Linked DNA regions of Mus musculus: region 1 is linked to region 2. A link is a loop called in an ENCODE intact Hi-C map of the cell type or tissue named here. Cell type or tissue: left cerebral cortex. All regions are shown on one strand. Each heading gives the region's core, and the rest is flanking DNA. Links, peaks and the distances in the headings are about the cores only.

Region 1 (16,147 bases), core at 3,968-11,967, 140 kb after region 2:
ATAGAAACGCAAAGGGTTAAAGGTTTTTCTTTTACTTTTGTTTTGGGTACTCTTGGTATACTTTGAACAAATGTGTTTTTCTGCTCAAAATACTTTCAAATTATTGCAAAGTTTTCATTCCAAATTCTAGAGTTTTGGATTGTTACTTTTGAGAAACTATTTCTCACACTAGTTCCCCTTATTGTTATAGCTTAGTAAATGCACCTACTTTGCTCTAGTCAACTTTATATAGTTAAAACAAAGCTATATACAAAGACTTTGGTATTTAATAGTTGGAGTCTGTTTTGCTAATTGTAGTGTGCAAGGGGCATAGTGAGCCTGATGGAAGATTTCCTCAGGTGAGTGAGTCCCAGCATCAAAACTAAGTGCCTGTTCTTAAAATTAGATTCTGCTGCAGGTTTTTACAAATTAGACTTTCAGCCTGCATGAATTAATAGGGATATTCTTTGCTTTACTTGCATAATTGTAATTGATTTAAACATGTATGTCAGAATTCACAGGCCCATACTAACTGTCCTTAATTTCTTTCCTACAGCAGTACTGCTATATGCCAGTCCTGTCTGCATTCTTAAGGGTGCAGTTCAACACATCCTCTCTAGATTATGGTGAAAAAGTATTCCAAAGGAAGTCTTATCAGAGCTAGTGTTAGAAAGAATGACACTACCAATTGGGCATGATCGTCAGCATAGGAGATGTCTTAGAATTTTATTATTTTGTCCTAAATTGTAATGCTATACTACTTGTATAGCTATTGTCACTTTTCTAAAGCATAGTGTGCCTTCGTGTTCTTGTTATGCACTGTTTGGGCTTCTTTAAGATATTTTGCAATTTGAAAAGCAAATACTGAAATTTTAACCAAGAGACTGACACATCTCTTTGTACACCACTTTTCTTTTGTGTGCATTGTAGTAACTGGTAGAATAATATATCTTAAGTTGTATGTTTCCAGTTGTGATTGTACTTTCTAAGAAATAGAATTATATTTTGGGTCAAGGAAAAAACTTTAAAAAGCACGAAGCCCTTTTAGTAATGTGACGTGAGAATATGATTGTAGGTTTATTTTTTTATAATCAGAGTTTCTAAGTTACAACTGTTTAGATCACTGTATGAAGAACTTAATGTTAGTCAGTTACTGTAGTCAGGATTTTAACAGCTTGCAACAGGTAATGTTTTGAATATAAATATCTTTCCAAAGTGTTACTAATGGTAAAGAGATAATTTTCTAGGCTTCTATTCTGCTGCTTGAAGTCAGAACTGCTGATGGAGACAAAGGCACGAAAGTGTACGTATTCCGGATTAGCAACCCAGGAACCCATCACTTCTGAAGACTAAACTGTGCTGTCATTTTGCTTTCTATATGCATTAAAATAATTGTTTTAAACTGCTGTAGATATGTTTGTGTTCAAACAGGTTAAATTGATCAGCAAACTCAATAAAAAAGTAAGATGTATAATTATCAAAGTTTTCCATCAAAAACTAAATTAAATGATTATGGAATAACATAATATTAGAGCAGGGCAGAGAAATCAATTGAACCTAATACCCTTTATTTATTGTATTCTTGTCCTGTTGCTGTTCTTTTCTGCAGGAGGGAAGACTCCCGATCCTAAAATGAATGCTAGAACCTACATGGATGTTATGCGAGAACAACATTTGACTAAGGAAGAGGTAGGAACTGCTTTCTCAGTGTAATGGTTGTGAAATAATGTTGGAACATTTGAGAGAATTTTATATTTATCTAGGTTTCGATGTTCATAGCAATATTTTTTTTTTTTTTTTTGCTTTTTTCCACCCCTGAGAGAGGGTTTCTCTGTGTAGCCCTGGCTGTGCAGGAACTCACTCTGGAGAGAGGATGGTCTTGAACTCAGAGATCCACTTGTCTCTCCAGTGCTAGGCTTAAAGCTGTGTGCTACACTGTCTAGCTTTTTTTTGGGGGGGTGGCGGGGGGTTCGAGATAGGGTTTCTCTATATAGCCCTGGCTGTCCCGGAACTCACTTTGTAGACCAGGCTGGCCTCGAACTCAAAAATCTGCCTGCCTCTGCTTCCCAAGTGCTGGGATTAAAGGCGTGTACCACCATGTCCAGCTTTTAAATTACTTTTAAAAGGTGATCTCATTATGTAGCCCTGGCTGACCTAAAACTTAGATCTGCCTGCTTCACCCTCTGAAGTGCTGGAGTTAAAGGTGTGAACAATTGGACTATAGTAGTTCAATCATAGAAAGTTAAAAAAATCCCAGAATTATATGACCCTTGACACTTGATATTTTGATTTCCTGGCTTCCTGTGAGTGTCTGCTTGCCTGGGGAGGTGTTTAAGGGGTTACTAGCATACCTCATGAAGCTAGTGGTCACATTAATTTTTGATGAATATTTACTGGAGATTGGGTTTGGCAATAGATGGAGAATTTTAAATATTCCATTTGGCTTATAGAGATAATTCTGTGCTAACATGAATGCAATGCTAACAAGCCAACCCTCAACTGTTTTTGTATTTTTGGTCTTCTCATTACATTTATTTGTGTGTGTATGCTTGGTACATGCCATGGTGTGCTTGTGGAAGCCAAAGGACAACTGGCAAGAGTTCTACCAAGAGCGTTCCAGGGATTATCGGACTTGGTAACAGAAAGTGCTATTACCAAATGAGCTGTCTTGCCATCACTGGTCCTAATCTTTTTATTGTTGTTTGAATGAAGTAGGGTCTTCCTGTAGCCCAGGCTAACCTAGAAATGACTCTGTAGCCTCATAGTCATAGGCTGACGCTCCTACCTCAGTCTCCTGAGTGTTAAGGAATGACAGGTATACATCACTGAGATTCCCGTGGTTCCTGTAGCAATATTAACAATAAAAGTAGGGTTTGCTAGGCGATTTAAAGGGATCTGGAACCTCATTTTAAAATGAAAGGGTGAATTAAATGCATTTATTATGACACTAAGTTTTGTTTTCATGTTTCTAGTTCTTTTCTATTTTTGAGAAAAGAGTCTTGCTATGTATTCCTGACTGGGCTAGAACTCACGCATTGGTTGGACTTGAATTCAAACCAATATACCTGCCTAGTCTATGGATCATAGGCATGTGCTACTGCACCTGGCTTATTTTTGTGTCTTGAGTCTTAAAAACTTTCAGTTGCATATTTTTCAGTTCTCTGCTAAGTGGATATTTACTTACTGATTAGGGCGATTACAAGACTAACTTCACTAGTCTCACTGACTAGAGATTTTATTTTTCAATAAGACTTTCCCTAGCTTCAAAACATAGGCTGTTGCATGTGTACTGTTTAGAAAGAAAGCTAATGCTGTGTGTACACACACAGACACACAAACACACACAATATTAAAGATAAGGAATGATATCACTAGGAACAGAATGAGTTTTTTTTTTAAAGATTTATTTTAGTATGTATACAACGTTCTGCCCGCATGTATGCCTGCAGGCCAGAAGATGGCACCATATCTCATTACAGATTGTTGTGAGCCACCATGTGATTGCTGGGAATTAAACTCAAGGGCCTATGGAAAAGCAGACAGTGCTCTTAACCTCTGAGCCATCTCTCCAGCTCGAGTGTTTTTTTGTTTTTTTCCCCCCATTGTTTTGGAGACAGTTTTGTTATAGTCCTGGCTGTCCTCCTGCCTCTGCCTCTGCCTCTGCCTCCCAGTGCTGGGATTAAAGGCGTGCGCCATCGCCACCCATCCTGCTGTGAATGGAATACTAAATAGCGCATTGAAAAGAAATGATTATGCTAGTAGAATTAAAACTTAACTAAAGAAATTTTTTCTATTTCTGGTGCTGGGGATTGACTAGGAGCTTAAGCATGCTCGGTAAGCATAGCTACTTGAGTTTCCTCCATCTAATCAAATGATTTGCTGTTTGAAATGTTTTTCAGAGAGAAATTAGGCAACAACTAGCAGAAAAAGCTAAAGCTGGAGAACTAAAAGTCGTCAATGGAGCAGCAGCATCCCAGCCTCCCTCAAAACGAAAACGGCGCTGGGATCAGACCGCTGACCAGACTCCTGGTGCCACTCCCAAAAAGCTATCGAGTTGGGATCAGGCAGAGGTAATCTTTTATTTTTTTATTGCTATTTTCATATTTTTCTCTATGGACTGTGTTCATATTTGGGCTTGTAAAACAAGTTACTATTTACTGGATGGCTTAACTTTATATCCATTATTTCTCAATAATGGAGGTTTGAAGTAGAGGATGAAGTGGTAGCAGGATTGTTGTCTGGGGAGAATACTTTGTCACTGTTTTCTCATAACTTTTCCCTCAATCTTCTTCCGTTTCATCTAACCTTGAATGTCCCCAGCCTCCAAAATCGGTCACATTAGGGCTTACAACCTCAATACCTTAATAAGGCTTTGAGACATAGTCCAGTCCGTATGTTGAGGAATGGAACGTTCTTTTTTAGTTTAATTTTATTTGTGTCTTTTATTTTATTTTATTTTATTTATTTTTTTCTTGGAGGCATGTTTTGCTTTGTGGCCCTGGCCAGCCTGGAACTTTTTTTTATTAATAAAAAAAATTGTATTTACTTAGAAGCATTCAGAATGTCAACAAAGCAGCCACCAAACTACTGTCCCCATATATAACTAATTTGTACTCTGCACCAACAAGAACCTGCTTTAAATTTCCATGCCAATTTACAACCCTCAGACTGTACCAGGCAAGGTTAGTGGCTATTGAAAATACCACCAGGACAGGGCTATCACATTCAGTAGTGTGTTAATTATACAAAAAAAAGACATTGTACGGTTTAAAAACAAATCTTACACAGCCTTACATTACAATTTTTTTTTCTTTAAAAGGAGCGAGTTGTGTACAGGGGGGGTTAAATGCTTTTTTTGTTTTGGTTTGGTTTTTGGTTTTTTTTTTTTTTTTTTTTTTTTGGTTTTTCGAGACAGGGTTTCTCTGTATAGTCCTGGCTGTCCTGGAACTCACTCTGTAGACCAGGCTGGCCTCGAACTCAGAAATCTGCCTGTCTCTGCCTCCCAAGTGCTAGGATTAAAGGTGTGTGCCACCACCGCCCAGCCTAAATGCTTTACAGACAAGAAAAAGAAACTGTGCTACAACCAACTTTTTTTTTTCTTCTTCTTCTTCTTCTTCTTCTTCTTCTTCTTCTTCTTCTTCTTCTTCTTCTTCCTCCTCCTCCTCCTCTTCCTCCTCCTCCTCCTCCTCCTCCTCCTCTTCCTCCTCCTCCTCCTCCTTTTTTCTTGCTCTTTTCAGCCTTGACCACCCCCTTTTTTGCTGCATCAGGTTTTCCTTTAGCTCTCTAGGCAACAATTTCCTTCTCATACTTCTCCTTCAGCTTGGCAGCCTTCTTCTCATAGGCTGTCCTCGAACTCAGAAATCTACCTGCCTCTGCCCACCGAGTGCTGGGATTAAAGGTGTGCGCCACCACACCCGGCTCAGAGTTAAATATTTAAAGCCACAATAAATTTGCTCTACTCAAAGCTGCCTAGCTGTTTGTTTGTAATTAGATAGAAAAGTTTATTTTTCTTACAAGATTTACTTTTATTAGGTGTTTGTCTGAATGTACATCACATGTGTGCAGCTACTTAGGAGTAATTGTCAGATCCATTGGAATTGGAGTTAGAGGTTGTTGTGAGCTATTACTGTGAGTGAGTGGTAGGAACTGAACTCAGGTTCTATGCGAGAGCAGTTAAATGGTCTTAACTACTAAGCCTTCTAGGAAAGAATGTGTTTCTAGGAAAGTAATTAGGACTTAGACCTACCTTTCTTTTTTGCTCATTTATGGAAAAAATAGGATGCATGGCAGTAAGATTCATATTACCACCTTTTTTTTTTTTTTTTTTTTTTTTTGCATAGGAAGGGCAAATTAAGTTTGTGAATAATTCATTTTCATTCATTACTTACCTAATCCAGAGGTTTTTGTTGTTGTTACAGTTTTGAGACAGGGTTTCCCTGTGTAGCCTTGGTTATCCTGAAATTCCAGGCTATCCTTGAACTCAGAAATCCACATACCTCTATCCAGAATCATTTTTGTTTTCCCATCACGAATAAAAATCCTTATTAGCTGAGTGTGGTGAGAGTGAGGGAGGATTATGAGTTTCTGGGTTATCTTGTCTCAGGATGACTTACCCCACCTCCCCAAGCCCTGCCACCACCAAGACACTGGATATTCAGAGCTCTTTTACATTCTTGGATAAATTACTCAAATCCACTTCTAATCTTTCTTCCCTCTGAGCTTGCTGCAAAGCTTGATAGTGTGAGTTCCAGATACAAGATTCATGTGGTAGAGAGAGACAGTGCACTCCCATGGGTTAGTCTCTGATCTCCACGCTTGCTCAGTGACGTGTGTACTCAAACACAGGCATACAAATAAATAATCTTTTTTCTTTTTTTTCTTTTTTTTTTGTAGCTGGGATTAAAGGTGTGTGCTACCACGCCCGACTTTTTTTTTTCTTCATTAAGATTGGGTTTTACTACGTGGCTCTGGGTTGCCTGAAACTCAAGTCAACCAGATTGACTTTGAACTCACAGAGATGCACTTTTCTCTGGCTCATAACATATTTCTTTAAAGTATTTATTATAATACATGTGGATTCCTTCTTCCCCAGAGGTTCTAATGTCTCAGGGATCCAGTTTGGGGATGCACTAATTTCAGAGCTGAAAGTCTTGCATTGGAGTTGTAGATAGACAAAATTACATGAATTTTCTAAACTCAGAGTTTAAACTCAGTGTATATTTCAGGGTACCTTGTATCATCTGGAGATTATTACAGTAGCTTTGCTTTTAGTTTTCAATGAGCTTATTAAGTATATATCATATAAGAGTAAAAGAAAGCTACACAGCTTCCATTCCAAATGGCTGTTCTAACCATATAGAAGTTTAGTGAGCTTTGTAGACTTTTTAGGCCTGGTTATTCTGGTTATTTTGATTTATTTTTCTCAATTTACAATTTTTTTTATAATTTTTTTTTTAAAAGAGAAGTCAAAAAAAAAGAGAGGAGTTAAAGAACCATGGCAAATAATAGATTGATAGGTACAGCAGATAAATAAAACTTCATTGAATCAGGGTTTCATAGAATCAAGCACGGAGACCGCTGGAGTAGCCTGGTTAAGAGAACAAAGGTGGGGCTGTTAAGATGGCCAGTGGTTAAGAGCGCCGACTGCTCTTCCAAAGGTCCTGAGTTCAAATCCCAGCAACCATGTGGTAGCTCACAACCATCTGTAACGAAATCTGATGCTCTCTTCTGGAGTATCTGAAGACACACTACATTGTACATATAATAAACAAATAAAAAAGCCGGGCGTGGTGGCGCATGCCCTTAATCCCAGCACTCCGGAGGTAGAGGCAGGTGGATTTCTGATTCGAGGCCAGCCTGGTCTATAGAGTGAGTTCCAGGACAGCCAGGGAGGGCTATACAGAGAAACCCTGTCTCGAAAAACAGAGAGAGAGAGAGAGAGAGAGAGAGAGAGAGAAGAGGGGAGGGGAGGGGAGGGGAGGGGAGGGTCTTCTCATGGCGGAACTGCCTTCTCTTTCCTGCTGCAGCCAGATTTTTTTTTTTAAAGATTTATTTATTTATTTATTTATTTATTTATTTATTTATTTATTTATTTATTTATTATGTATACAGTGTTCTGCCTGCATGTATGCCTGCAGGCCAGAAGAGGGCATCAGCTCCCATTTCAGTTGGTTGTGAGCCACCATGTGGTTGCTGGGAGTTGAACTCAGGACCTCTGGAAGAACAGACAGTGCTCTTAACTTCTGAGCCATCTCTCCAGTCCTATAGCCAGACATTTTTATCATGGGGCAAATAATAGACGATTTAACTGTTTTCAAGAACAGTGTTTTATTTTTGGGCTCTTTTGCTATTCTTCTGTCTTCTTCCCTTGTAAAAGGGAGTCAGCCTGAGCCAGGATATGTGTTTTGGAAATAGTTTGAGACAAACATGCTTGGGTCTAAAATGGGGATTATTTCTCTTTCAGAGTTATCTTTTACAAGCTTAAGCAGCTCATGGCAAATTACCAACACATATATATTCACAAAGGTTTATAACCCAGAATGTTTTGTGTATCTTTAAAATTCTATTTATTTTAATTTGCATTTTTTTCATCTGCATTTATGTCTGTATTAGGGTATTGACTCTCATGGAATTGCAGTTACAGATAGTTGTAAGTCACTGTGTGGGTGCTAGGAATTGAACAGGGTCCTTTGGAAGAGCAGCCAGTGCTCTTAACTGTTGAGCCATCTCTAGCCTTGTGTTTTAATCTAGTGCTTTTTACATTGTTCAGTTCCAAATGAAAGCTGTAAATTTGTTTTCATCATAAGCATTTGCAAATCAGTAAGCAAAATGATATCTAACTTCCACTGAAAGATACATTTATTGTTTTGTTTTTTTTTTTGTGCAATAGAAAATTTGTAGTTATATCTCTAAGGTGTATAGGTATGTGAAACAAAATTCCTTTGCTTTGTACAGACCCCTGGGCATACCCCATCTTTAAGATGGGATGAGACACCGGGTCGTGCAAAAGGAAGTGAAACACCTGGCGCAACCCCAGGCTCAAAAATATGGGACCCTACACCGAGTCATACACCTGCGGGAGCTGCTACTCCTGGGCGAGGCGACACACCAGGCCATGCAACCCCGGGCCATGGTGGTGCAACTTCCAGTGCTCGTAAAAACAGATGGGATGAGACCCCCAAAACAGAAAGAGGTAGGTACTTTAGTGCAGTGTAGATGAGTGTGTGGATGAGGTGTTGACTCCAGCATTTTGTCTTCAGACTGAGGTCCTTATTTCCTAGTATAAATATAGATTTCTATAAATAACCAGCTGATGTGGATGTGCCTAAACCTACCAAGTTTATAAAACTTGTTTTTCTTGTACTGTTTGTCTCAGTACCCAAGCTGAAATCTGTTAGAACCTTTCTTAATAACCTTTCGACTTTGGACTGGTGACGTGGCTCAGAGGTAAAGGCTCTTGCCACCAACCAAACTGGAGGACCAGGGTATGATCCCTGGGACCCACATGGTAGAAGGAGACACCAGCTCCACAGGTAACCTCTAACCTCCACATGTGTATCATGGCATGTGCTCCCCAACATACACAGTAAAGAAAGGCAACACACTTCAACTTTGTTTAAATTAAAATTTAAAAAACTTAGGTAATATTGTACTCAATTAATTTCCCCTCTTTTGAAGAGGCTGAAGGTTTTAGGAAGAATCTTTTTTTTTTTTAAACTTAAAAAAAATTGTTGTGGATACTATTAGCCTTCTTTCTTTCCTCAGCCTCCTGTGAGTACGCTGTGTGTGTGTGTGTGTGTGTTTAAATGCACCCGTTTTAACCATTTTTAATGTGCACAATTTAGTGGCTTTAAGAATATTTCCAGAGTTGCACAGTTATGACTTTGACTGCTATTCACTTCTATGTTTTTTTCAGTGATCCAAACATACTGCATTCTTTAGATACAGATTTTCCTTTCTCCCATTACTTTCTGGCTTCTGCCAGGCTATATTTTATATCTCTCTCAGAAATTTGCCTAAATCTAGTGTTTGCTATATAGTGAAAATAGCTGGAACATGGCTCAAGATGAACAGTGAGGTGTGGATGAAGAAAGTTTTGTTTTTCTGTTTCTCATTAGTTCATATCTGTGGCTTTGTAGTCAGTGAAAAGGAAACAAATACTGGGCAAAACTTTAACTGGATCTTGTTTTAGAAATATACTCCTTTTGAACTTAATCGAATTGCATGTAGGGGAAGCAGCATTTTAAGAGTGTTAATAGTGTGGTTTTACTGATCCTTTGTCTTTCAAGATACTCCTGGGCATGGAAGTGGATGGGCTGAGACTCCTCGAACAGATCGAGGTGGAGACTCTATTGGTGAAACACCAACTCCTGGAGCAAGTAAAAGAAAGTCTCGTTGGGATGAAACGCCGGCGAGTCAAATGGGTGGAAGCACTCCTGTTCTGACTCCAGGAAAAACACCAATTGGCACACCAGCCATGAACATGGCTACCCCGACTCCAGGTACAAATTTTTTTCATCATTCTTTCTCTTACAGCTATTTTAATTTTTTTTGCTGTTTTTTTTTTTTTTTTTCTGGGTTCCACTAATGCTAGCTTTTCTATTAAGAATGTAAATATAAATATATAACTGCCTTGATTTGCATTTGCAATGTAAAAACAACTCTGATACGGACTGATGTTAACTATTTTGTATCTGAAGGGCCTAAGTCTTACACTGTTGGTCATTAACAATTTTGCTTTTTTGGTAGGTCACATAATGAGCATGACACCTGAACAGCTTCAGGCGTGGCGGTGGGAGAGAGAAATTGATGAACGAAACCGCCCACTTTCTGATGAAGAATTAGATGCTATGTTCCCAGAAGGATATAAGGTACTAGCAGTGAATATATGATGACTATGTTGTATTGAGGATATGAGTTTTAAATATTTAGTTAAAAAAGTTGCCTGGTAAATTAGCATTGGCCTTTCTGAAATTTACTAATTTCATATTTTTAGGTATTAGTAAGTGCATTTCAGTTTGAAAAAGTAATAGAGATGAAATAAGTAACATGGAGCTTTTATTACTTTGGCAATCCTAATGATTGGTGGGAGTCAGAAGTAGGCGGATCTCTTGAGTTTGAGGTCAGTTTGGTCCAGATAACAAGTTTTAGGCCATCCAGGGCTACAAAAAGATACTCTGCCTCAAACCCCTCCCAGCAGAAACTTTTATTTTGGGGGCTGGAGAAATGGCTCAGTGGTTAAGAACATGTATTGCCTTTAAAGAGCAGCAATGATCTCTTGGAAACCTGAGGTCTTGTGCTGGCCTTCCAGGCTCTGTCTTCAAGTGTACAAAGTTATATTCAGGCACACATATATACACAATTAAAAACTGTCTAAAAACACTATTTTATTTTTAATTATATGCATGAATACGTGCAGGTTTCTGCAGAAGCGAGTATAACCTTCCAGTAGAATTATAGGCAGCTGTGAGCACTGGGATCTCATTTTGAGGTGCAAGTGCTTTAAATCACGGAGCCATTTTTCTAATATCTGCTTTGAGAAAACAACAAAAGCTCATTACTTTTTGAGACAGTGTCTCACTATGTAACCATGGCTGGCCTGCAGTTCAAGGTACAGACAGACCAGGTGACTTTAAAGGCATAGAGTCTTGAAGGGTATGCTACCGCTACTGGCATTTATTACTCTTTCTGTGAGGCATCTTAAGGGCTTCTGGAGGTCCACAGACAGTGCTTAGAGAACCTCTAAATTAGTTTTGTGGGACTGAGCTCAGATAACATGCCGGTTTTATTTGTTAGTTCAATAAAACTTTGTCTCTAAATGACATAGATTGATGGTGACACAAAGAATGTTTTATCAATAATTTGAAATTTATTTTTTGTTTTATTTTACAACAGGACCTTACTCTGTAGTTTGGGTTTATTGAAGTTTATTTTGAACTAAGTACCTATTATCATGGAACTACTTGTTGGCAAAGAGCTGTCTGTGATGATAGCTAGAGTCCGGATCAAGACCTCAGGCTTACAAGGAATGGCCTTTAGAGAGCCTTTCTGTTGACTTTGTCAAAACAATGTGCTGATTTGTGTGCTACCCCCGTTGCACTTAAGCTAGTATTAGATTATTTGCTTTAGATGCACATGTCGTATTGCTTAGTGCTAGAGTATTTGCCCAGGAGGGCAAGGATTTGATTAACCACTATTAATCAGCAAAACTTTAAAAACCAAACCACCTATAGCCTCCTTGTAATATTTTGTATGTGGACAATCTAATAAATATATTTCTCAATTATAGTCCTTGGGTTCCTTAATACCAATAGGAGGAACATTTGTTCTTTTGTGAGTTTACTAATTAAAATCTTAAATACACCTTTAGGTCCTAAATGTAGAGTGACAGCAATGTGTTTGACATACTGTAAGACTCAGCGAATAAATTCTTTTTTAGTCAATAGTCCATGCTGCCCATGGACTGAAATATCTATCATTGACATTTTTAGATATGACAACTAAGGATGTTTGGAGAGGACCTGTGTTAGTCTTTATTGACCTAACAAGAAAGTGTAATTAGCAACAACAACAAAAAGAATCTTACAGCTTTAAACTCATATTTTTAAGACTTTCTTTTTTGCAATGGGTTTAATTTGGTGTTTCTTTCCAAGTGTCTTGACAGATACTTTAATTTTACTCTCATGTATTTAAGTCAAATCTGTAGAGTTTAATCTTAAAAAATGTTTTATAGTATTTAGGTCTTTATGTAAATGGTAATATGCATGATCTTTTTAATCTATTACATAAACCATATATTCATTTCCGCTGAAATGAGTAATTGTAGAATTTCTAACAGTGTCTTTTAGGAAATCACTGAATCGGGTTTTAAATTTTCCAGTTTTGTTAGTTTGACATGTTGGCTTGACAACATGATATTTCAAGCATGTTAAGGTGATGAGAATCTTTTAAAGAGTGCTTCATATATTTTCTTCTTTTCCACTTAAATTTTAATTAGCAAATAATATTTTCTATAATAATCTTAACTTTTAGGTAACATTGCATAGTGGGATATATTTTCTTCAGGTAAACTTGCTAGCTAATACATTGTAAAATCTCTTAAGTGCAGATGCTACTCATTCTGTTGTCTTAAGAGTATATGAAGCCAAGGGCGTTATACTAACATGTTTATAACTCTCTTAGGTACTTCCCCCTCCAGCTGGTTATGTTCCTATTCGAACTCCAGCTCGAAAGCTGACAGCAACTCCTACACCTTTGGGTGGTATGACTGGTTTCCACATGCAAACTGAAGACAGAACTATGAAAAGTGTCAATGACCAGCCATCTGGGAATCTTCCATTTTTAAAACCTGATGACATTCAGTACTTTGATAAACTATTGGTAAGTGGTGATAGCAAAACTAAAGTATTGCTCTTTGTTTGGGAGTTACAAATCATAAATTTGATCTATTTTGAAATTTTATTGTAGGTTGATGTAGATGAATCAACACTTAGTCCAGAAGAACAAAAAGAAAGAAAAATAATGAAGTTGCTTTTAAAAATTAAGAATGGTACACCTCCAATGAGAAAGGTAAGTTCTATTTATTTTTCTATCAAGACAGGGTAGCCCTGGCTGTCCTGGTACTCTGTAGACCAGGCTGGCCTCAAATTCACAGAGATCTGCCTGCCTCTGCCTCCCAAGTGCTGGGATTAAAGGTGTGCACTGCTACTTCCTGGCTTTTTATTTTTTTAGACAGGGTCTCTACATAGTCCTACTTGTTTTGTAATTTACTATATATAATAGGTAGACCAGGTGGCCTAGAACCTACAGAGATCCACCTGCCCCTTGTTCCCAAGTGCTCAGATTAAAGATAATGTATCCCCTTTAATAAACATTGAAGTTGTGTATCACATCTGATTCCTAGTTCTAGGTTTTTGATTTGTTATATTCATTATATTTGTTGGTTATGAATGAGATAGGTTCTTGAACTATCCCAGACTGCCCTGAAACTCGTAGCCCAGGCTGGATTTAGACCAATAGCAAGTCTTTTTGAAACCTAGTTACCTAAGTGATGGAGTTAGCAGAATAAGACATGACACTCTTCTGCCTTGGTTCTGTTAACTTTGTATATGGTTTCTGATAAGTTGCTTAGCTTGGCCATAAGCTTGTTCAGGCAGGGCTTGAGCTTTGGATCCTCTTATTCTGGACTAGCTGCTTGGGATTACAGTCTTATGCTCCCGGCTCAATGAATTTAATTCTTCTAATCAAAGGATTTTTGTTCTGATAAGGATATGAGAAGGCTAAATTCTTTTTCTCCTTGACAGCTTTAAAGTGTTTAAAACCTAGAGGTATTTTGTGGAATATAATATGACTTCCTATATTAGCATCAAATATGACTTGAACATAGAAGGTTGTTCAAGCAGAACTAAGGCATATGGCACATGGCTCCAAAGCTCTACTAAATTATCAAATTATCCTTTTTTTCTTTTTTTTTTTTAAAAACCATCTTATTTATGGGCATGTGCACATGGAGCACAAGTGGAAGGTCAGGATAACTTGCAGGATCAGTTCTTTCCTTCTGCTGTCTGGGTTGTGAGGATTAAACTCAGTTGATCATCAGGCTTGGTGACCTGCCAGTACCTTTTACCCACTGAGGAAGGAGTCTTGCTAGCCCTCTTAAGTTACCCTTTTTTCTTTTATGCTCATCTATTTATTTGTTACACACATGCATGTGTGCATGCATGGTGCAAGGATATGTGTGCAAGTGGACAGGTAGGTCATGCTCCAGGATAAACATGGAGTTCAGAGGACAGCTTTTGGAAGTTGGTTCTCTCCTTTTGTTGTCTGGATCTCAGAGTTGCAATAGAGTCATTATTAGGCTTGGTGGTATATGCACCGTTACCTCTAAGCCCTCACCTGCCACTAAATGAATTGCCCTTTTAAAATGAGTTGCTAATGTTGAACTTAGATAAGAGTTTGAATATCAAAACAATTTCGACAGAAACAAATTCAGACTACTTTATGTAAATTGTCTATAAAAGTATACAGTATATTATTCCTGGTGCAAATTGCCACTTTGGAATGTTTGCTCATAAAAAAATAACTTTTCTCATTTCTCTGATTTTCCTCAGGCTGCCTTACGTCAGATTACTGATAAAGCTCGAGAATTTGGAGCTGGACCACTGTTTAACCAGATTCTTCCTCTGTTGATGTCCCCTACACTTGAGGATCAAGAGCGACATTTACTTGTGAAAGTTATTGATAGAATATTGTATAAACTTGATGACTTGGTGCGGCCGTATGTGCACAAGGTTGGTTTGTTCTCGAAGTAGTGTTTAATGGTTTAACTTTTATTTTTCTGGTTCTATTTTTCCACTGTGTGGAATCTGGAAGTTGTTACTTTCCTTTGTGTGTATATGTAGCCCTGGCTGACCTGGAACTTAGTCCAGGCTGCCCTTGAAGGAATGTGCAATTACTGCCAGGGAATTAAAATTGTTTAACCTATCCCTTAATTAACAAATGTCTTTGATAAATTGATGTGGAAATGTATGTAATTCCTCTTTTTTTTTTTTTTTTTTTTTTTTAATTCTTTCAGATTCTTGTGGTTATCGAGCCACTGTTGATTGATGAAGATTACTATGCTAGAGTGGAAGGCCGAGAGATTATTTCTAATTTGGCAAAGGTATTCACATTAAATTCCTAGAAAAGGAAGTTTGTCTTTTGATGGGTTGAGGATTAATGGTACTAACTTAAGTGGCTGTTGTCACTTTTCTCTTTAGGCTGCTGGTCTGGCTACTATGATTTCTACCATGAGACCTGATATAGATAACATGGATGAATATGTCCGAAACACAACAGCTAGAGCTTTTGCTGTCGTAGCCTCTGCCCTGGGCATCCCTTCTTTATTGCCTTTCTTAAAAGCTGTGTGCAAAAGCAAGAAGTCTTGGCAAGCGAGGCACACTGGTATTAAGATTGTACAACAGATAGCCATTCTCATGGGCTGTGCTATCTTGCCACATCTCAGAAGTTTGGTTGAAATCATTGAACATGGTAAGTGGTGTATCTTTTATAGATCAGCTGTCCTGATGGGGAGAGGTGTATGTGTAATTAAATGAAAGACTTCTCACGCAAATTTTGAAATGGGGTTTGTAATATTTTCTGTTAACAAATTACCATTGCCTAAATTTTATGTACTATAAAAAAATTATTGCAGTTTGGATACATGGTTAGATACATTGCTAAAATTTGGATTGTATTATGAAAATTAGGTGTGGGTACCTACTCATAACCATGTCTGATTGTATAGGTCTCGTGGATGAGCAGCAGAAAGTTCGGACCATCAGTGCTCTGGCCATTGCTGCTTTGGCTGAGGCAGCAACTCCTTATGGTATTGAGTCTTTTGATTCTGTGCTCAAGCCCCTATGGAAGGGTATCCGCCAACACAGAGGAAAGGTGAATCGCTCATTAGATCAGTTTTTGTTGCTAGTAAGATAACCGAAACTTAATTTACTAACGTATATATTTTTAAATAGGGTCTGGCTGCTTTCTTGAAGGCTATTGGGTATCTTATTCCTCTTATGGATGCAGAATATGCCAACTACTATACTAGAGAAGTGATGTTAATCCTCATTCGAGAATTTCAGTCTCCTGATGAAGAAATGAAGAAAATTGTTTTGAAGGTAAGTAATTA
Region 2 (16,147 bases), core at 4,984-12,983:
AAGTTTCTTTTGTTAAATTGGTAAAGATGGCTTCAGCTGTCCCAACTGCACAGGTCTCTATTCTGTCTTAGTGCCTTGTTACAGTGTGGCATAGAGACCTCAGCGTTTAATGAGAAACTCCACTAATCATGTCATGTTATGTAAGTCTGCACTTAAATTCTTTTTTTTTTTTTTCTTTTCTTTTCTTTTTTTTTTTTTTTTTTTGGTTTTCTGAGACAGGGTTTCTCTGTGTAGCCCTGGCTGTCCTGGAACTCACTTTGTAGACCAGGCTGGCCTCCAACTCAGAAATCCACCTGCCTCTGCCTCCCAAGTGCTGGGATTAAAGGCGTGCGCCACCACCGCCCGGCTGCACTTAAATTCTTAAGACGATGAAATAAGAAATCAAAGTATGACCACTTATCAACACCACTTAACCTGTGAATTATTGTAAATAGTCTTACATGTGCATATAATTCAAATAATAAGCTTTTAAGGAGGGAAAATAAAATTAATACACTATCTTTTTTCATATCTATTTAATGCTGCCTAGGGTTAGGTGAAAAGATTAATATTACTAAAAGGAAAAGTCAAACTATATTAAGGACTATTTTCTAAGTAGTTACAACAATTTCAAAAATCAAAGGTAGGCAGTACAGTTTTCCTGTACAGTACAGTTTTCCTGTAGTGTAACATCACTGCTAGTATGAGGTATGCTTTGTAAGCAATTAATACAAATATAAATAGGGAAGCGCCATCACTAACTATAGTTCGGTAAATAAATTTCCTGACTAGTGTACTTCCCAGAGGACTAAGGGAAACAAGAGGGGGCAAGTCCATGGAACATCACGTTTGTGCCTTGTCACTGTCACCATGGACTTAATAATCCACTGTCACAAAACAGGCAATGTTTCCAAGTACACTGGCCTGGAGTACACTTTATGTAGGAGAGAGCTTAAGTATCACTAACAGCTCCTCGAGTTCCTCTGAACATACACATAATCGTTATGCAGATCAAATGCTATAGACAGAACTTTTAAACACTTTTATCTCATTTTGGAAAAGTTAACAGTATAGATGGAATACTACTGAGTTTTCTAAAATTAAATTAAATTAAAACTTAGGGATGAAAACAAAGCAAATATGCTGTCTTTAGTACTTGTTAGGTGCTTGTGTGAAACACAAGCTCATTCGTTTATAGATTGGAAGGACTGGGGTCCAATGATTGTTTAGCAGCATTTACCAAACTGTAAAGTCTTTTATTAACAGGCATTATCAACAGATAATACTAAACTGATTTAAAAACCATGAGTGCCACACCAGTGAATATACAGCTCATGAATAACTTAAAATGTATTTCCCATTTAAAAAGGCAACACATAGCATACAAAAACCTATACTAAACAAATAAGCTATAATATGGATACATGATTGATGTGTCTAAAATGATATATATACAGTACATCATTGTTAATTATGTGATCAGTACATTGTTCTACGTGATTCCTTCATGCTTCACTTTCCCCAGAAACTGAGTTCTGAACTTCCTCTTCTAAAATTGGTACAATCAGGTTATCCTTCGACATCAGATTATATTTCATCACAAATTTGGTAAACCGATGACATAAAAATGTTTCATTCTGTAGAAAGAAAGGAAAAAAAGCCATTTACTATCCAAAATCAATAGGCTAGATAGAAGTAATATCAAAACACTTTACTGCTATCTTGACAAGAATGTATTACGATAATTTTTGACATACCGTCCTGGTTAGTTTTCTGTTGACTTGACACAAGCTAGGGTCATCTTGAAAGAGGGTATCTCAATTGAGAAAATGCCCCACAAGATTGGGCTTTAGGCAAAGCCTGTTGGCATATATTCTTGAGTGATGTACAAAGTGCCATCCCTAGGCAGATGTTACTGGGATGTATAAGATAGCAGGTTGAGCCTTTAATCCCAGCACTCAATCAGGGGGATTTCTAAGAACTCGAGGCCAATGTACTACTCAGCTATTAAAAACAATGACTTCATGGAATCCTTAGGCAAACGGATGGAACTAGAAAATATCATCCTGAGTGAGGTAACCCAGTCACAAAAGAACACACATGGTATACACTCACTGATAAGTGGGTATTAGCCCAAAAGCTCGGAATATCCAAGATACAATTCACAGACCACATGAAGCGCAAGAAGAAGGAAGACCAAACAAAGTGTGCAATGCTTTTGTCCTTCTTAGAAGGGGGAACAAAATACTGAGACAAAGTGTGGAGCAGAGACTGAAGAAAAAGCCATCCAAAGACTATCCCACCTGGGGATCCATCCCATATACAGTCATCAAACCCAGACACTATTGTGGATTCCAAGAAGTGCCTGCTGACAGGAGCCTGATATAGCTGTCTCCTGAGAGGCTCTACCAGTGCCTGACAAACACAGAGGTGGATGCTCCCAGTCAACCATTGAAATGAGCAAAGGGTCCCCAATGAAGGAGCTACAGAAAGGACTGAAGGAGCTGAAGGGGTTTGCAACTCCATAGGAAGAACAACAATATCAATCAACCAGACTCCCCCAGAGCTCCCAGGGACTAAACCACCAACCAAAGAGTACACATGAAGGGACCCATGGCTGCAGCCGCACATGTAGCAGAGGATGGCCTTGTTGGGCATCAGTGGGAGGAGAGGCCCTTAGTCCTGTGAAGTCTTGATGCCCCAGTGTAGGGAAATTCCAGAGCAGGGAGATGGGAGTGGGTGGGGAGCACCCTCATAGAAGCGGGGGGGGGGGGGGGGGGGGTAAGGGGGGTAGGGAGTTTCTGGGGGAAACTGGGAAAGGGGATATTTGAAATGTAAATAAAGAAAATATCCAATTTTAAAAAAAGAAAGAAAGAAATTCTGTAACAACTGAAAGAAAAAAAAAAAGATTTTTGAGGCCAACCTGGTCTACATACTGAGTTCCATGTTGGTCAAGGTTATGAGACACCTTATCTCAAAAAACAAAACAAAACAAAAAAACAAAACAACAAAAAGAAATCAGGCTGAGGAAGCCAGGAGAAGCAAGATAAGCAGTAGTAGTCCTCCATGGCTTCTGCTCCATTTTCTGCCTTAAGTTACTGCCCTGACTTTCCCAGTAATGGAGTGTAACCTAAGAGTTGTAAGTGGCAATAAACCCTTTTCTCTCCAAGCTGTTTTTGGTCATGGTCTTTAGCACAGAAATATTAAGCAAGCTGAGACATATACTTACTTCATATTCATCAAATATCTGCCGGTGATGAAAATAGGCATGTGAAAATATTCTATAAATCCTACGGCACACTGATCCTAGTTTTGCTACAGATGATTCTTTTATGCTAACCCTAAAAAAAGAAGAGAAACCAAAAGATTCACAGGTTGGACAAAATGTTAGAAACATACAATGCAATCTTGTCGATTCCCAAGTCTGGTACTGGCTATACCCAAGGCCGAGCAGCATCTGGATCAAGGCTGCAGTGCACAGGCTTTTGTAAGCAGCTCCCATCCATGTATCTAAGCCACCCTAATCAAAGTTACTGCGGCAAAAGATGAGGGGCTGCAGAGAGGGAGGGAGGAAGAGGAAGAAAACAAGGAAAACAGAAGGGGGCCTGTTGGGAAGTTTTGAAAGGGGTGAGTGAGGTAAGAGAGCAACAGAGTGAACAGTATCAAAACGCAGTGTATATGATAAATGCAGGATATACACGCATGTCATAACGATGCCATTATTATGTATAATTAAATATATGCTAATGTTTTGCTACAGGCAAAAATAAGGAAAAACAGCAGTCTCCCTTAAGCAAGTGTGCTCCTTTGTTTTATCAGGGGAAGCAGATTCTACTGCTTGCTGAGAAGTGGCCTAGAGAAGGAGCAGCGTGGAGCAGCAGGGATTCCATTGACTACACTAGTCTATGAGTGGAGGGAGACAGTTCTGATGTTTAACCACACCTTAATTTCAAACTCAATCTGAACAAGTCAACTATATAGTTATAAAAAAAATTATAACCAAAACCCTAACTTTAATTTTCAAACATCAATCTTTTAAATGAAACCCAAAAAAAGCTGAATACCATATTTAAAGATTTTGTTTACCTGCTGGGAAAATATTTATTGCTATTCAGAAGACATGCAGCACCATCCAGTGTGTGTCTTGTATAATCTATGGCAGGACACTAGAAAAGAGAAAATTAAATTCATTAACAAAAGGCCTCTCTTTTCTTAGGTAATATTTTCTAGTTTTCCTTACCACAGTAACCAAACGCTTGACAGAAGCCACATAAAGAAGGAAGGTTTCTTTTTAGAGGTTTTAATCCACCATGGTGGGAAGGCTGTGGAGGGAGGAATCATCAACTCACAGCAGACAGGAAGCAGGTCGACAACAGGAAGGGGTAAGGTGAGAAAATGCCCTTCAGAGACCATCAATCTCCAGCATCCTGCTTCTAAACAAATTCAGCCGTCCCATTTTCTCCATCTCTCAACACTGTTCAAACTTTATATCTATGAGGTATTAAACCATTTATTATGTCAGGGCTCTCATGATTTAATTATCTGTAAATGCCCTCTGATGTACCACATCCTTTATTCATCTCCAAGCCTGGTCTCAATCCAAGCAAGTATACAATTAACCATGTCAGGTATCTTATTCTAAAGACACAAACATACTCGAAGAAACAGTGTCTTCCGACCTCAGAATGATCATGAAGTGCATCCCATCAATAAATAAAGCTGTTGTTGCTGTGAGTTGTATCATCAGGCTTCTAGCAGATACATTAGCTAATTCCTACTTTCACTCCGACGCTAACCCTAAGGAAACAGTGTTGGGGACAGGAAGAACACTGGGTTCCCACTCTAACCCTCAGGAGAACTGGAGAAGCAGGAACTCTGGATGATTCATGACTTGCACAAGGTTGTAGTTGTTCTACAGACGTCTGTCTTGTGCCACAGTATGAACATACATGCATGCATGCAGAATTCTCATATTCATTCATATTAACTCATTCTCTCCCCCCCCCCTCATGTTGCGTTCAGCAGTTTTGGAGGTCTGGGAAGATGATCGGTGGCTAAGTGTAATCATGAGGAGCTGAGATCAAATCCCAAACATATACATAAACGCTGACATGCCCAGAAGCACCTGGAACTTAAGCACAGTCTGGGCGGTGGGGGAGGAGAAAGGGGATCTCTAGGGCTTGCTGGCTGCCAGCCTAGCTCCAGGTTCACTGAAAGACAGGCCTCATGGGAGTATAGGGTTATGGACTTCTCTCATCTCCACGGGTGCATGTACACACATGTACACACAACTGCACATACATCACACCCACAGATATTAAACAAATTCAGCAGTGTTAAGTATAATATCGTACAACTACACCCACTACATTCCACAATATTTCTGTTCATATATGGATATGGAATGTTCCCCAAGGGCTTATCTCCTGAAGATGTGGGTCCCAGCTGGCCAGTCTCTCAGGAGTGGTAGAAACTTTGGGAGATGAGGCCGAGTTGGAGGAAGCAGGCCATGGGCAGTGTCTTTGAGGGCACTGGGCTCCTGACTCTTCACTCTCTTTCTTGGATGCCATGTAAGCAGACTTGCTTCCCTAAATGCTCCCATCTGAGATGTTTGGCCTCACTTCAGGCCCAAAGTAATGGTGCCAATGAGCAGGTACTGGAAGCTCTCAATTCTCACCTCTTTTGGAGTTTTATGAGCTGCACAAAGAAAAATCCATTGTTCAGTTGCTGTCATCTGAGTACAGGTATCTGGATGGCATTCACTCTGTTAAAAATAATTTTATTTTTTTAATATGTAGAATGATAATGGAAAAAATGGTCATTTGGGTTATAATATTTCTATATAAAATATAAAAAGGATAATAGGAAACACTGGAAAAATCTAAGCATACAAAATCATTTTTAAAAATGAGAACTTTGAATTACAGCTTTAACATAAAGAAAATACTACCTGAAGTTTGACAGCAAGTCCATTTAGTTCAAGGCAGAATTGCCTAAAAATGCAAAAAGCACATTTATTATCCAGGCTTTGTGTATTTTCTTCTTTTATTTTTTAAGGTGGTCAAGCTGGTTATCCTTTTATACAATAAAAATCTGTTTAATTTTTCTGGATAGTACTTAGAAATTTCACCAAGACTCTAGAAAAACAAGTACTTTTTGATTGAGAATCTATTGTAATGCAGTTTTCAGAACTGTATACAGTTATGTTACAAAGGTGTTCACATTAACCGTGTATATGTGGTAAGACTTCTGATTATGATCAACTGAAGGATAGGAAGTTGTTGATATGTATGATTAAACATGAAAGATGTTTTAGTTATATAAAAATTATGTAGGTGTTTTCTATGTACAATTACATACATAAAAAAATGTCTAAACCTTTTTTATAGATTAGAACTTTCATACTTAACCAACCAGGTATGATGGTGCACGCCTTTAATCCCAGCACGCAGGAGGCAGAGGCAAGTGGATTTCTTGAGGCTAACCACACAGACAAATCCTGTCTTGAGACAAAAACAAAAACCTACAACAAACACTAAATCATGCCAGGTGAGGTGAGTGGTGACAGGACACAGATGTATCTCTGTGGGTTCAAGGCCACTCTGTTCTATATAATGAGTTCCCAAAACAGCTAGGGTTACATAGAGAGAGATCCTGTCCCTAATCCACTCCAACCCCCTCCAAAAAAAAAAAAAAAAAAAAAAAAAAAAAAAAAAAAAGTCAGGACTAATACACCAGGTGGGCATGGTGGCTCTTGTGAAATTCTTATATTTTTGGCTGTGAGCCTAGCCTTTAACGGCTGAGCCATCTCTCCAGCTCCCTTGTGAAATTCTAACACTTAAAAGGTAGAGAAGGAGGATGCCCTGAGCAAGCTAGTTCAATGGTAGACTATGTCTTAACAAATAAGGTAGCAATAAATCAAAGAAGAATCTCAATATCAACTTCAGGTCTCCACATAAACATGCACACGCAAACTCATATACACATAAACACACAGGCAGGCATGCACACATGAACGCACACGCAAACTCATATACACATAAACACGCAGGCAGGCATGCACACATGAACGCACACGCAAACTCATATACACATAAACATGCAGGCAGGCATGCACACATGAATGCACACGCATGGTTCCTTGTACACATATCCATGAGGGAATACACACACACAAACCACCACCACCATCACCACACAAAATATCCAGAGAAGGAGCAGCAACTACAGAGTCTGGGCTGAGACCACGACTAGTAAGAGCACTAGTGAACCTAGTGTGTATGCACAAGGTCCTAGGTTCACTTCCCAGCACATCAAAATATAAATAACAGAAGTTTCAAAAGCTATCCTACATACAATATACAAAATTTAAGTCCTTCATTTCACTACTGTTTACATGCATAGATGAAAACATATCAGAATGTATGTAATACATACATCTTGAATGTATAAATGTAACTTCCTGACTTTTGTTAGAATTTCCAGGATATTCATTTTTTCTAAAACTAAAAACTGTAAAGCTTATACAATGCCTAAAATCCATTTACTACTCTTAAAAATTGTTTTGAGATAGTCTCAGCCCTTAAACTAGATATGCAGCTGAGGATGACTTCAGCTCCTGCCTTCACTTCCCAAGTTCTAAGATCAATGTGCCAGGCAGGCCCGGTTCTCAATAGTTTTCAATATACTAAAAATAAAGGAAATTATAATGAATGTCAGACAATTTTAGGTAGACATTTGATGTAAGACAATCCTCTGTAATAAAAATAAATGTATTTTATAGTTGTCACACTATTGAATGTGTTCACTCTAAAAACCCTACCTATGGTATGTACTCCACTCTATCAAGGTAGAGTCACTAGTGTTTCTTCATCAAACAAAAACACTTTGGTTCCCCAAAAATGCAATATTAAAGCCTTATATTTAGAAGATAAAACAGGTTACCAAAAAGAAAAAAGACTTATATGAAACTTATTAATTAAAATCACTATTTATTTAAGCATACTTTTATGTATCACTTTGTTTATCTGATATAGATTCCCACTATGTAGTACCTGCTGGCAGGTTGGCCTTAAACTCACAGAAATCTGGCTTTGTCATCATGCCCAGCCTACGTAAATATATTTTAATGGAAGAAAACAAAAAGCAAAGGATACATTTTTATTTTTTTAGGATTTTACTTACTTTCCTGGGTAATTCTATGCTTAAGACTATAAAAATAACACTGTGACAGGAAGATAGATCATACTAAAATGACACCTTTTTTTTTTTTTCCCCGAGACAGGGTTTCTCTGTATAGCCCTGGCTGTCCTGGAACTCACTTTGTAGACCAGGCTGGCCTCGAACTCAGAAATCCACCTGCGTCTGCCTCCCAAGTGCTGGGATTAAAGGCGTGCGCCACCACCGCCTGGCAATGACACTATTTTTGATCACCTATCACTGACCACTACTTCATATCAGCAAACTATGTTTTACGTGGTTCTGAGTTATTGTTGACTAAGAGGTAACAAAGATTGGCAATGATAAGCATAGGCTTATACAGTCCAACTAGCTCATTTGGCAGCGCTGCAAATATAACCTGGCAAAAGCACAAAACTGACAGCTTTAAGTCAATCTACTACAGAGCTAACACAATGAAAAGACAATCCAGAGCTAAAATCCACACATCCTACCATGATTACGAGCCTTTCAAATGGGGCACCTTTTCCTAATCACAGAGGTTCAATATGGGCTATTAGGAGATTTGGATCCTTATAACTCTGTTGGAATTAATAATAATCATTCATACGCTTGTAATTCTAATTCTAGCACTCAGGAGGCTGAAGTAGGAGATCCATGCCAGCTGTGACACCACTTGTCTTCAATCCTAGCACTTGTAGGAGGTGGAGACAAGTTGATCAAGTAGACAGATCAAGGCCTGGGCTACTACATGAGAACTTGTCTCAAAATACACAAAAAGACACAAAAAACCCCTGTTCTGCTTTATACAAAGTTTACTTGAGTCATAATTTTCATTAGAGGGTACTTATTATTAGTGTATTATTACTAGAACTGTTAGTACAATCCTGGGATTTCCTAAAGACCTACCTTAAATGTTCATACTTCCATACACCTTCATCTTGGCCTTCAGGTGGTTCAAGAATTTTGTCAATATTGGAGCAGTCTGCCCTTATGTTCTGTTGAATATACTATAAAGAAAGAAGTTCTTATGGTTAATTAAATTATACTGGATGTTAAATTTCATGCTAAGTATGTTTAATATTTTTTGGTTTTTGAGACTGTGTAGATCTGGAGGTTCTGGAATTTGCTATGTGAAAGGAACCATGGAGTTGGCTTTGCTTAGCTGCCTTGACAGGCATATGTCATAGGTTTTTCAGGTTAGGTCCTGGGGCACAATGTGCCTTGCAGTTCCTGAAAGACCAATGCACTCCCTCAGGTAGTAAAGTGTTCAGTTACTCTGTGTTTCTCTGTATGTTCCCTTAGAAGTTATAGCAGCATAGAAGCTTGACAGGACAATTGGTCTTTAGACATTAATCATTTTTACCCAGTAAAGTTTGCAAACATCATTGTATCCCGACAACTACAAATGTAAAGATCCTGGCAATTGCCACCATATTCTCTTTCTAATAAAGGTATAAAAAGTCTGACTACGCCCAATAAAATTGCCACAGCTTAAGTCTTGCTGTGGACTCTCTAACCAGCCTCATTCCTCATGGCCATATTAGGTGACCAAGGCTGGCATTCAATTCAGAGATCAGTCTGCCTCTGCCTCCCAAGGGCTGGGATAGAAGGCGTGCACTACCAAGGCTAGATTGAACATCAACTCTTCGCCTTCTTAGTAATGAAATTACAGGCATGTGCTAATACACTAGATTTGAGTTCCAATGTAAACCCCTTGCATTGTGAGGACTTGTGAGGGAATGGGTTCTCACTATGCTGCCCAGCCTGGCCTAGCACTTAAGTCATCACTGCACCTCAGCCTCCCATGAGATGCTAATATGAGCACATGATGCCTAGAATTTTTTTCAGATTTTTTTTCAGCTCATCCTAATGATCTTAAGTTTTAATGCTCTTAAGTATATGCAACTAATCTGAACCATCTCAAATTCCACACAATAATTCTTTCCAAATCTCCCCCTCCTTCAACATATACTCATGTTTAAAATTCATGTTTAAATCTAAAACTCTTTTTTTTTTTTTTTTTGGTTTTTCAAGACAGGGTTTCTCTGTATAGCCCTGGCTGTCCTGGAACTCACTTTGTAGACGAGGCTGGCCTCGAACTCAGAAATCCGCCTGCCCTCTGCCTCCCAAGTGCTGGGATTAAAGACGTGCGCCACCACGCCCAGCCTAAAACTTATTTTTAAAATTACCTTTTACTTTTTGATATTATAATAAAATTACATTATTTCCCCCGTTCCTTTTCTCCTTCCAAATCCTCCCATACCCCCCTTGCTCTCTTTCAATTTCATGGCTGCTTTTTTCATTGTTACATACATTTATGTATACTCATATATGTTCTTAAATACATACATACAACCTGTTCAGTATGTTCATAGCTCATTTTTATTGTACTCTACATTATTACACTTTTCAGTCCTGTGGTTTAACAAATAAATGTGGCAAGCCTGCAATGTATTGATATCCTTTCTCAAACATTATGTACACACTTTACATCTCAGCCCTGCATCCAGCTTTCATAGTCTCATATTTCAAACATTTTTATTACTATTATTTAATTATCTGTATGCTAACCTGTGGTTAATGATCTTTTGGTGTTACTATTTTAAGTAATGAATTATTATGGTCATATAAGATAGCAAATAAAATTCACAAATACTATATGTTCTGAATATTTAACTGATCAGCCATTTTCTTATTTCTTTCTCCTCAGGCCCCTATAACAATATTGGAAATGGGCCAATTAATATTGGTCTCTGACTATTCAAGAAAAAGAGAAGTCATTGTCCATCTTTGTAAAGACAACTATACAAAGAATCAACAAAACCCAGAGCTGGTTCTTTGATAAGTCCTTAGCCAAACTAACTAGAGGGCACAGAGACAATATCCAAATTAACAAAATCAGAAATGAAAAGGAAGACATAACAACAGAAACTGAGGAAATTCAAAAAAATCATCAGATCCTACTACAAAAGCCTATAATCAACAAAAATGGAAAATCTGAATGAAATGGATGAATTTCTAAACAGATACCAGGTACCAAAGTTAAATCAGGATCAGATAAACCATCTGTACTGGCTAGTTTTGTGTCAACTTGACACAGCTGGAGATATCACAGAGAAAGGAGCTTCAGTTGAGGAAATGCCTCCATGAGATCCAGCTAATAGGCATTTTCTCAATTAGTGATCAAGAGGGAGGTCGCCTTGTGGGTGGTGCCATCTCTGGGCTGGTAGTCTTGGTTCTATAATAGAGCAGGCTGAGCAAGCCAGAGGAGGCAAGCCAGTAAAGAACATCCCTCCACAGCCTCTGCATCAGCTCCTGCTTCCTGACCTGCTTGAGTTCCAGTCCAGACTTCCTTGGTGATGAACAGCAGTATGGAAGTGTAAGCCGAATAAACCCTTTCCTCCCCAACTTGATTCTTGGTCATGATGTTTGTGCAGGAATAGAAACCCTGACTAAGACACCATCTAAGCAGTCCCATATCCCCTAAGGAAATAGAAGCAGGCATTGAAAGTCTCCCAACTAAAAAAGCCCAGGTCCAGATGGTTTAGTGCAGAGTTCTATCAGACTTTCAAAGAAGACCTAATACCAATACTTCTCAAACTATTCCACAAAAACAAAAATAGAAGGAGCACTACCAAATTCGTTCTATGAAGCCACAGTTACGCTGATACCTAACCACACAAAGACCCAACAAAGAAAGAGAACTTCAGCCCAATTTCCCTTATGAACATCAATGCAAAAATACTCAATAAAATTCTCACCAACTGAATCCAAGAACACATCAAAACGATCATTCATCATGACCAAATAGGCTTCATCCCAGAGATGCAGGAATGGTTCAATATATGGAAATCCATAAATGTAATTCACTATATAAACAAACTCAAGAAAAAAAAAGCCACATGATCATTTTATTAGATGCTGAAAGAACATTTGACAAAATCCAACACCCATTGATGATAAATCATGGAAAGATCAGGAATTCAAGGCCCATACCTAAACATAGTAAAAAGCAATATACAGCAAAGCAGTAGCCAACATCAAACTAAATGGAGAGAAACTTGTAGCAATCCCACTAAAATCAGGGACTAGACAAGGCTGCCCACTAAACCCCCTACGTATTCAATATTGTACTCAAAGTCCTAACCAGAGCAATTAGACAACAAAAGGAGATCAAAGGAATACAAACTGGGGAGGAAGAATTCAAAATATCGTTTTGCAGATTATATGATAGTATACATAAGTGACCCCAAAAATACTACCAGAGAACTCCTACAGCTAATAAAAAACTTCAGCAAAGTGGCTAGATATAAAGTTAACTCTAACAAATTGGTGGCCTTCCTCTACTTAAAGGATAAATGGATTGAGAAAGGAATTAGGAAAATAATACCCTTAACAATAGTCACAAATAATATTAAATATCTTGGTGTGACTTTAACCAAGCAAAGATATATTCTTAATTAGTTATTGATAGGTGATGGCCTAGCGCATTGTGGGTGATGCCTGCACTGGGCAGGTGGTTCTGGGTTCTATAAGAAAGAAAGCAAGCTGAGCAAGCCATGAGGAGTGAGACATCAGCTCCTGCCTCCAGGTTCCTGCCCTGATTAAGTTCCTGTCCTGAGTTCCTTCAATGATGTACAACAGATGTGGAAGCAGAAGCACTCTAGAAGCAGAGAAAGGAAGATCTCTGCGAATTTGAGGTCAGCTAATGCTACACAGTGAGATCATGCCCATTAAAAAGCAACAGGCAAAACATCATTCTTTTTGTTATATTTAAACCCTGACGTTTTAATCATAATGACCTAATACTATTTTCTAAGGCAGTTTTTAGAAATAATTTGGGGCCATGTGATACAAGTATTATATATAACTGCACACAAAATTATTTTATGGTTTCCAATTTCAGAGAAGATGGAATGAACATATCAATCTTTACCTGTGAATGAAAGCATAACCTGGACTGACTGCACCTGGCTCTGCTATCTAATGTAGTGAGAATTTTGGTTTCTTTAAAAACCCAGTTACAGTATATGAACACGCTTTTATTTAGACCCCCGTGTGGTTAAGAGGCTGCTTCTCAGTAGGTGATTACAATTTGCCCTGTGCACTAGGAGGGGCATGATCTTTGCCAGCTGCAGATAGTTAAATTCTAGGGATCCTGGGGAGGGTATAAATGCCAGAGCCCTGAGAGGAGTCAGAGGTGTTCAGAAGAATAAGACAAAGGAGGAGGTGGCTGCTGTTGTGGTTTAACCAAAAGAAGTTGGAGAGATCCTGACAATGAAGGCTGGACTGACCCCAAGAAACTCAACACCCCTAATCAGCAAAACCTATAGAGGTGTTTGCCCCATTTCCCCTCTCACCTTCCTCTCCTACCTAGTGTTAGGGGGTTAGAAGGCATTAGGGTGGGATAAGGGGTGGAAGAGAAGTAGAGGTCTAAGAATATATATTAAAATAGAAAAAAAACATAGCACCAAAAATCTGAGGTCTCAGAAACATAAAGAGCAGAAGGGACAGATGTCAATGAACTGGCCGTGTTTGCTTATTAACCCCTTCCCCAAACTGACAAAGACTGAACTCAAAAGTGACTACTAGGATGCTGAAATAGGTCTGTAACAGTGGTTCCAACCTACAACAGGGTCACAGACAAGTGTCTGTTGTACGGCACTTTCCAGTTTTGGCTCAGGAGTGAAAGAAGCACATCTTAGATGTGAGGCCGAGTTCTCTTCGGGTTTAAGTAGAAACAGTATCCCTAAGAACCTGAGGGTAAGTAAGAGCTCGTGATTGCCATCTAACTCCTTCTTTGAGGCCCAAAGCATTAGGGTCATCCAATCTCAAACGGAAACCTCCATCCAGAACCCCTGGGTTTGGGTATTGCACACCTTTGATCCCAGCACTCAGGAGGCAGAGGCAGGTGGATCTCTGTGAGTTTGAGGACAGCATGGTTTACAGAGCAAGTTCCAGGACAGTCAGGGCTACACAGAGAAACCCTGTCTCAAGAAAAAAATAAAATAAAATAAAACGAGACGTCCAGAACTGTGCCTTGAGACAGGTTATTTGTCTAAACTCTATAGTATTTCATTGTAGCAATGCTGACTAATAGAAAGACTAAAGGAAAAAAGACCAACAGAAATCAACTAGCCACTTCTTTCTCATCAAAAAACATGGAAGAGAGACAGAAAGATGGCTCAGGCACATGACAACTTGAGTTTGATCCCTGAGATCAACAAGTTGGAAGGAAAGAACCAATCATCTTCAAGCTATCCTCTGTCCTCTTTATGTGTACCCACATATCTCCCCCTAATAAGTGCAATTTTTAAGAATGAAAGAAGTACTAAGAGAACTGCCAACCAGAATTCTCTATGTTCCAAAATAAATGAAGATAAAGATATTTTCAAATTAAAGAAAACTAAAGGCAGAGACCACAGTGGTTGCTAGTATTGCAAGGTTCTGGACTCACACTAGCACCAAAAAGAAAACAAGCAAGCAAAAGAAAAGAGAATTCCTAGACAACAAACCATGCTAAAACAAAAACTGCTAAAAAGTTCAAGGAAAGAAAAATAAAAGGAAATTTAAAACATTAGAAGTAACAGAAATTACAAGGCAGGGCAGGGTGGTGCAAATCTTTAATCCCAGAACTTGGGAGGCACAGACAGAAGCTCTATGAGTCTGAGGCCAGCCTAGTTTCCACAGCGAGGCCAGACCATCAAGAGCTACACAGCGAGACCATGTCTCAGTAAGAGAAAATAACAGTAACTCTCAAGGTGGGTATGATGCCTCATGCCCCTAACTCCAGCTCTTGGGAGGTCAAAATCAGACTGTCATGACTTCAAGCTAGAGAGTGAAACTGTCTCCTCAAGCCAAAATAAAGAAACATTGTGTCAGTGAGAGGGCTCATCAAGAAAAGGTGCTCACTTTACAAGTGGAATACCCTGAGGTCAATCTCTGAAACCAACATAAAGGTAGAAAGAGGAGAACTATGTCTTCTGACCTCCATACAAGCACCATGTCCAACATGTACCTTCATACACAGGAAAACATATACAGACAGTAAATAATGAAGTTTGTCAAAAAAAAAAAAAAAGAAAGAAAGAAAGAAAAGAAACATTAGGCTACAAATACATAGTTCAATGGTAGAGAAATTGCCTAGTACTTAAGAAGTGCTTAAATTCACTCTTTAGTCCTACCAAAGAAAATATCACTGTCTGACTGGGTTTCAATGAATGTCTACAAATATATAAGGGAATAAGAAGTAAAATCAGTGAGGAAAGGGGCCCATGTAAGGGTAATAATAACTAATAATAAAACACTTGATTCTACATAGGTAGACTAAGACTTCAGTAATCTATGCTATCACCAAACAAAACTAACAAACAAACACACACACACACACACACACACACACACACACACACACACACACAGAGGCATACTCAAAATTACAATTAAAACAATGCTAAAGCGGGGCATGGTGGCGCACGTCTTTAATCCCAGCACTCGGGAGGCAGAGGCAGACGGATTTCTGAGTTCAAGGCCAGCCTGGTCTACAAAGTGAGTTCCAGGACAGCCAGGGCTACACAGAGAAACCCTGTCTCGAAAAACCAAAAACAATGCTAAAAGGGTCAAATAACCTGTCAAAAGGGGGGAAAGTGACTTGCAAGAAGAAAAAGACAAAGGGAACAAACAGGGCTAGGAGTATTAGCTTGTTGATAAACTACCTGCCTAGCATGAAGCCGGCCCAAGATCAAAACCTAGCACCACATAAACCAGATAAAGTGTTGCATACCTCTAATGCCAACACTAGGAAAGTGGAGGACTGGGAGGATTGGGAAATTGGTCGTCCTTGGCTATTACTTCAAGTTTGAGGCTAGCTGGCAAATAGGAGGGCTCATCTCAAAATAAGGACTCCCCACCCCCCACTACCATCCTACTGGAGAGCAGGCTCAGTAGTTAAGGGCACTTGCTGCTCTTGCAGAGGACTGGGTTCAGC

The links. A loop is a pair of places that touch in the nucleus more often than their neighbours do. Peaks named below come from ENCODE experiments on the same cell type or tissue, not always from the same donor. Only the 100,000 strongest peaks of a DNase experiment are listed, where the experiment ranks them.
Region 1: it touches region 2 in a loop (2.5-fold over the local background); 5 of 42 quality-filtered maps call a loop at or near these places.

What each region holds. Positions count from the first base shown.
Region 1 is chr1:55,000,004-55,016,150 of GRCm38, reverse strand. It overlaps Sf3b1 (splicing factor 3b, subunit 1), which reads left to right. Exons shown (of 25, transcript NM_031179.2): 5 at 1,589-1,668; 6 at 3,879-4,049; 7 at 8,434-8,671; 8 at 9,768-9,980; 9 at 10,228-10,349; 10 at 12,661-12,858; 11 at 12,946-13,047; 12 at 14,589-14,768; 13 at 15,053-15,139; 14 at 15,237-15,507; 15 at 15,764-15,909; 16 at 15,990-16,136. Among named protein-coding and RNA genes, the nearest start is that of Sf3b1, 19 kb to the left of the region's middle. In left cerebral cortex, for the core only: a CTCF peak has its summit at 7,635 (motif pointing right); no DNase peak of the experiment used is centred there.
Region 2 is chr1:55,138,144-55,154,290 of GRCm38, reverse strand. It overlaps Mob4 (MOB family member 4, phocein), which reads right to left. Exons shown (of 8, transcript NM_025283.3): 3 at 9,067-9,167; 4 at 5,930-5,972; 5 at 5,657-5,743; 6 at 4,066-4,145; 7 at 3,209-3,320; 8 at 1-1,616. The coding sequence ends at 1,485. Among named protein-coding and RNA genes, the nearest start is that of Mob4, 15 kb to the right of the region's middle. In left cerebral cortex, for the core only: no CTCF peak of the experiment used is centred there; a DNase peak (open chromatin) is centred at 8,566.